2 separate regions of the Homo sapiens genome follow, and region 2 is linked to region 1. A link is a contact called in ENCODE Hi-C or POLR2A ChIA-PET data. All regions are on one chromosome and are shown on one strand. The core of a region is the stretch at or near the end of the contact, and the rest is flanking DNA. Distances in the headings are between cores, read along the strand shown. Region 1 holds the start of IL4 (interleukin 4). Region 2 overlaps CARINH (colitis associated IRF1 antisense regulator of intestinal homeostasis).

Evidence for each region. Hi-C counts contacts between places; a loop is a spot of excess contacts on that map. ChIA-PET counts read pairs that join two places held with the same protein, here RNA polymerase II (POLR2A). Pooled maps may share reads with other maps.
Region 2: a loop to region 1 is called in a pooled map, with 2.7 times the contacts of the local background. The contact joins the enhancer-like site here to the promoter of IL4 in region 1. A Hi-C loop is called at or near these places in 6 of 37 single-sample maps with no recorded cell type and 6 of 50 pooled maps. POLR2A ChIA-PET finds 5 or more read pairs at or near these places in 1 of 52 experiments (activated CD4-positive, alpha-beta memory T cell).

What each region holds. Positions count from the first base shown.
Region 1 is chr5:132,672,534-132,675,363 of GRCh38, forward strand. IL4 (interleukin 4) reads left to right here and starts at 1,456. Exons shown (of 4, transcript NM_000589.4): 1 at 1,456-1,652; 2 at 1,926-1,973. The coding sequence starts at 1,518.
Region 2 is chr5:132,455,217-132,458,135 of GRCh38, forward strand. The region is part of intron 3 of CARINH (colitis associated IRF1 antisense regulator of intestinal homeostasis); the gene reads left to right. Among named protein-coding and RNA genes, the nearest start is that of LINC02863, 30 kb to the left of the region's middle. RefSeq lists a silencer at 726-918 and enhancers at 1,197-1,867, 1,868-2,537, 2,465-2,694. Within about 2 kb of position 1,440, at least 30 of the 41 ENCODE cell types and tissues checked have a DNase peak (open chromatin) inside an H3K27ac peak, as active enhancers do.

The DNA.
Region 1 (2,830 bases), core at 206-2,705:
CTACTCGGGGAGGCTGAGGCAGGAGAACGGCATGAACCCAGGAGGCGGAGCTTGCAGTGAACTAAGATCACGCCACTGCACTCCAGCCTGGGTGACAGAGCAAGATTCCATCTCAAAAAAAAAAAAAAAAAAAAGAAATTCATAGGGAAAAGAAGGTCAGAGACCAAGGGAAGGGAAGGTTCTGGGAGAAAAGCAGGGGGCAGGCAGGGCCCAAGAATCCTGCTGCCCATGAGCCCTTACTGGGAGGTGGGGTGGCCTTGCACAGGGCCCAGGCACCTGAGTGAGTGGTGGGGTCCTTACGTTCACTGCTGGGGTGAGGCAATGAGCACCTTATTGTGTCCACATGAATTCAATAAAAAACAAGCAGGGCGGGTGGTGGGGCACTGACTAGGAGGGCTGATTTGTAAGTTGGTAAGACTGTAGCTCTTTTTCCTAATTAGCTGAGGATGTGTTTAGGTTCCATTCAAAAAGTGGGCATTCCTGGCCAGGCATGGTGGCTCACACCTGTAATCTCAGAGCTTTGGGAGACTGAGGTAGGAGGATCACTTGAGCCCAGGAATTTGAGATGAGCCTAGGCAACATAGTGAGACTCTTATCTCTATCAAAAAATAAAAATAAAAATGAGCCAGGCATGGTGCGGTGGCACGCACCTACTGCTAGGGGGGCTGAGGTGGGAGGATCACTTGAGCCTGGGAGGTTGAGGCTGCAGTGATCCCTGATCACAACATTGCATTTCAGCCTGGGTGACAGAGTGAGACCCTGTCTCAGAAAAAAAAAAAAAAAAGTCATTCCTGAAACCTCAGAATAGACCTACCTTGCCAAGGGCTTCCTTATGGGTAAGGACCTTATGGACCTGCTGGGACCCAAACTAGGCCTCACCTGATACGACCTGTCCTTCTCAAAACACCTAAACTTGGGAGAACATTGTCCCCCAGTGCTGGGGTAGGAGAGTCTGCCTGTTATTCTGCCTCTATGCAGAGAAGGAGCCCCAGATCAGCTTTTCCATGACAGGACAGTTTCCAAGATGCCACCTGTACTTGGAAGAAGCCAGGTTAAAATACTTTTCAAGTAAAACTTTCTTGATATTACTCTATCTTTCCCCAGGAGGACTGCATTACAACAAATTCGGACACCTGTGGCCTCTCCCTTCTATGCAAAGCAAAAAGCCAGCAGCAGCCCCAAGCTGATAAGATTAATCTAAAGAGCAAATTATGGTGTAATTTCCTATGCTGAAACTTTGTAGTTAATTTTTTAAAAAGGTTTCATTTTCCTATTGGTCTGATTTCACAGGAACATTTTACCTGTTTGTGAGGCATTTTTTCTCCTGGAAGAGAGGTGCTGATTGGCCCCAAGTGACTGACAATCTGGTGTAACGAAAATTTCCAATGTAAACTCATTTTCCCTCGGTTTCAGCAATTTTAAATCTATATATAGAGATATCTTTGTCAGCATTGCATCGTTAGCTTCTCCTGATAAACTAATTGCCTCACATTGTCACTGCAAATCGACACCTATTAATGGGTCTCACCTCCCAACTGCTTCCCCCTCTGTTCTTCCTGCTAGCATGTGCCGGCAACTTTGTCCACGGACACAAGTGCGATATCACCTTACAGGAGATCATCAAAACTTTGAACAGCCTCACAGAGCAGAAGGTGAGTACCTATCTGGCACCATCTCTCCAGATGTTCTGGTGATGCTCTCAGTATTTCTAGGCATGAAAACGTTAACAGCTGCTAGAGAAGTTGGAACTGGTGGTTGGTGGCAGTCCAGGGCACACAGCGAGGCTTCTCCCCTGCCACTCTTTTTTCTGAGGGTTTGTAGGAAGTTTCCTCAGTTGGAGGGAGTGAGAGCTGCTCATCAAGGACTTCTCTGTCCGGTTGGAGGTTAACTCTGTCTCTTGCTCTCTCATTTCTGCCTGGACCAAGACTCTGTGCACCGAGTTGACCGTAACAGACATCTTTGCTGCCTCCAAGGTAAGAAGCCGTCCCACGGTCTGTTTTAGCAAATGGGGAGATCCATCCCCAAATGTCTGAACAAGAAACTTGTCTAATGGAAAACGAGCGGGCCCAAATTAACTCTAAGGTGTTAGATGTTTTCAAAGAACGAGAAGTCTGATCTTTACTCTTAAGCATGTTTTGGTCTTTCTGGTTTCACTTGATTTAGAAGACATGTAATAGAAAGCTTACATGCTGTAGTCCTGACTCAGATCCTGGTCAAAGAAAAGCCCTCTTGGGTTTTACTTAGCTTTGGCATAGTGCCTGGAACGTAGGAGGCACTCAATAAATGCCTGTTGAATGAGAGAATTTTTCTGGCCCATACATTTCTGAAAAACCAAATACTCTCACAGAAACAGATATTGAGATGACAGGTTGAGGGAGCTTTCATTTTGTCTAAGAGACTTCCTATGGCAACAGAAAAGGTATCGCCAGAGCCCCTCCTCTTCCACAGCCTGGCCACCTAACAGCCCTCTGGGTTCCGGGGCTGGCCGTCCAGAGCTCCTCAGCTTGCTCTGGCCGGCCGAACTCCCCTCCAGCTCGGTCTGGAACCATCCTGCTGGGCAGCGTCCAGCACATCCCTGCTTCGGGCTGCCTGGGCACCTCGCCTCTCTGCCTCCTGTGCTGCCTCACCCCCACCCCTCTATCTGTAGTGGGAGGAGATAGATTTGACAGCTGATAGTGCATTTTCTCTGACAAACACATGACTACAGCCGTATCAATAGTTTTGTGCATTTCAGTTCCTGTTTTCATGGAAACACACGGCTGAGAATGAAAGCCCCAAAGCCTCAATTTCACAGTGGTCTCCTAACTACCTGCTTTCCATGCAAACTAGG
Region 2 (2,919 bases), core at 190-2,689, 220 kb before region 1:
CCTGGCCCCATTTGATTTCTAGACTAGCATTTTAGTGGTGCTTCAGGAGAGAAAGGAAACTAGGAGTGTAAATAACTGATGTGTTGAACTGGAAACCCTGTTGTACCTCTCTTGTATGGATCTATCTCTACATTGTGTTATAGTCTTCCCTGCCCTGTAACAGCTCTGTGAAGCAGTACAGTGACATTTAACCTTCTGTTGATCATTCAGAGTCCTCCTTATGAAAATACTTGTTTACCTTGGAATTATTAAGCTATTAAGCTATTACCTTGGAATTATTAAGTAAAGCTATTTGTTCTTCCATAATGAGGACCCCAGTCATTTTGCTGGGATTCTTTAAACCTTTCTTCGTGGCCGCCTCTGTCCCTGGCTGCCTTTCATCCTATGTATTTGTGGTGAGAGTGCCACATTACAGCACGTTAGCTTCTGATGTACTCTTTTCAAATGGCCAGCCCCGGTGACTCTGCCGGGCATTGTTTGTTTGCCACCCCCCCACACATCCCTGCTCCAGTTGATTTTCTGCTCTTTCCCACTCCTCCCAGGATTTGACCTTTGTGGATTCCATCAGCCAGGCTCCAGGTCCCCAAGCTTCCAGTTGGGTTTGGCCAATTGAAGACCCCTCCCCTGACCAGAGGTTGGAGGCTGGGAGGGGAAATGGGAGGTGCTTTATCCCCCCAGCTCCCTCCCTTGCCAGGTCTCAGGTCAATAGTGCCTGTGTTTTTCACCCTAAAACCACAGCTCCTGCCGGCAGTCCCCTCCTACTGGTCTCTCTGGGTTCCAGGAGCCCTCCCACCTCCTCCCTGGGGATTGGTGGTCACAGCTCCCACTGTTGCTGGCTGCAGGATGCTTCACCTTTCCTTGAGGGTTTCTCTTCATCTTGCTCACCCTTGGAAACGGTCCTTTCCTCAGTCTCTCCTGTTACCAGTGGAGTGTGCATCTGTTTCCTGCTGGGACTGTGATCAATACAGCAACCTTTTCTGATTTGCATCTAAAACAAGGATACTCAAGCAGAGAGGGTATCAACATTTAAAAAAATAAAACAAGAATAAATAGTCCCTGAGTGAGCCCTGAGAGACTCTCTTAGGCGAGAGTCTGGGTGTGAGCTTTGTGACTTCTCTAGGCTACGCAAGGGCTTTTGTTTGTTCATGTCGATGTTTTTAACTATAATGCAGATAATAGAGGGCAATAGATTAGTGACTTCTGTACTTACTGGAGTGATTTGAGAAGGAAAATAAGCATGTAAATCAAGGGAAGCCAGGATCACTCACTCTCCTGGTCCCAGTCAGCCCTCGTTTTTGTTTAATTTGTGTATTTCGAAGCACACATATCTCTAGGGAAGAAAATGAAATCAAGAACTCCTCCTGGCCACCGGTTTCCTGAAGCATGAAAAGGAAGCATTTCATAAATGCTTTGTAAAGAAGACAACAGGAAGGGGTAGTGTCACTGGCTGGCAAGAGCTGCTGTTGTGGTATTTCACAGACAAGGGAGGTGACGTGGCACATGGGGGCTGAGGTCCCAGCCAGAGGCCACACAGGCACAGGCCTCAGAGCCCAGGCCTCCCTCTGGCCTGTAGACCCTCAGCCCTACTGGACAGGAGGAAAAGGCCTAGGGGACATTGCCCCCATTTCACAGAGAGGAGGCTGAAGCCAGTGAAGCAGAGAGTTGCAGCTTCAGTGGGGAGACACTGTTATGCCCCGCCTGTCTTATTCATGCTTCTTTTACCTGTAGGGATTTTTTTTTACATGGCTACCCTTGAGTGATAGAGCCTTCATCAGCTTAGCTTGTCCTCTTGCAGCCTACGCCACTCTGTGCCCTTTAGCCAAGGAAGCCCAGCTGAGGCCCCGCAGCGTCCCTGCCCAGCAGAGCTACAGGAGGCCCGAGGCCCCTTCCTGTTCACTCTTGCTCTATAGACGCCACGCTGCAAAGCAGATGTGCAGGGACACCACCTGAAGACCCAGCCTGCAGCTCAGCCCTACACACTGTGGATGGTGGAGATCCCAGAGGGCCAAGAGAAGCTTATTGAGACTTCTCTGCACTGCCCCTCCCACAGCAGGAGGTTCATGGCCCATGCATTTCTGGGAGGGTTGACAGGGCCCAGGTTGTGGAATACCTGTCTGTGAGCCCCATGTCCTGTCTTGTCCCAGCTGCCTGTAGTTTGACAGAGTATGCTAGAGGTCAGCCATTGCTAGGGAGGCTGCCACTAACCACACAGAGAGGAAGGAAAATTCTCAGCCACAGCACTTAGAGCTGAGCCTGACATGGTCCTCAGCAAGATGTTGCAAGTTCCTAATCTGAACACAGAGGCCAGGGAGTAAGCATCATCTGGAGCCCAGAGCTGACTGTCATTACCCACAAACATAAACACCCTGAGTCTGGCCTTCTCCCCACCCTGCCGAGGTTGTCAGAGCCTCAGCACTGGCTCTGCCCTGGGTGGCAGCCCCTGGGAAGCCCAGCTGCCACCTCTCTACAAATGGCCCTGTAGAAGCTGTGCTCAGTGATCCACTTCCTGGGGGGGGCTGGGCCCACCTTGTTGCCATTACACCCCATTACAAACTGATGCAACCAGCTTTCAACAGACACTGCCAAGGAAGATACACATTACAACAGCATGCTGCAATACCTCTGCCTGTGCAAGAGACTGACCCACATCCAAAAAATGGACATCTTCCCACCCCAGTGTCTCACTCCACTGAGCTGGAAGTGGCCTTTGTCAGGACCCTGTGAGGTCTTGAGTGGATCTGCTTTTCCCAAGATATTAAACCAGTGACTTTAAATCCTGGCTGCATATTACCATCATCTGGGATATTAAAAAATACTGATGCCTGGATCTTGCTCCCACCCAAAGAGTCTGACTGAATTGATGGGGTTTTCAAACATTTTTTAAGTGTTTGTTGAAGGATGACATACATGCAAAAAAAA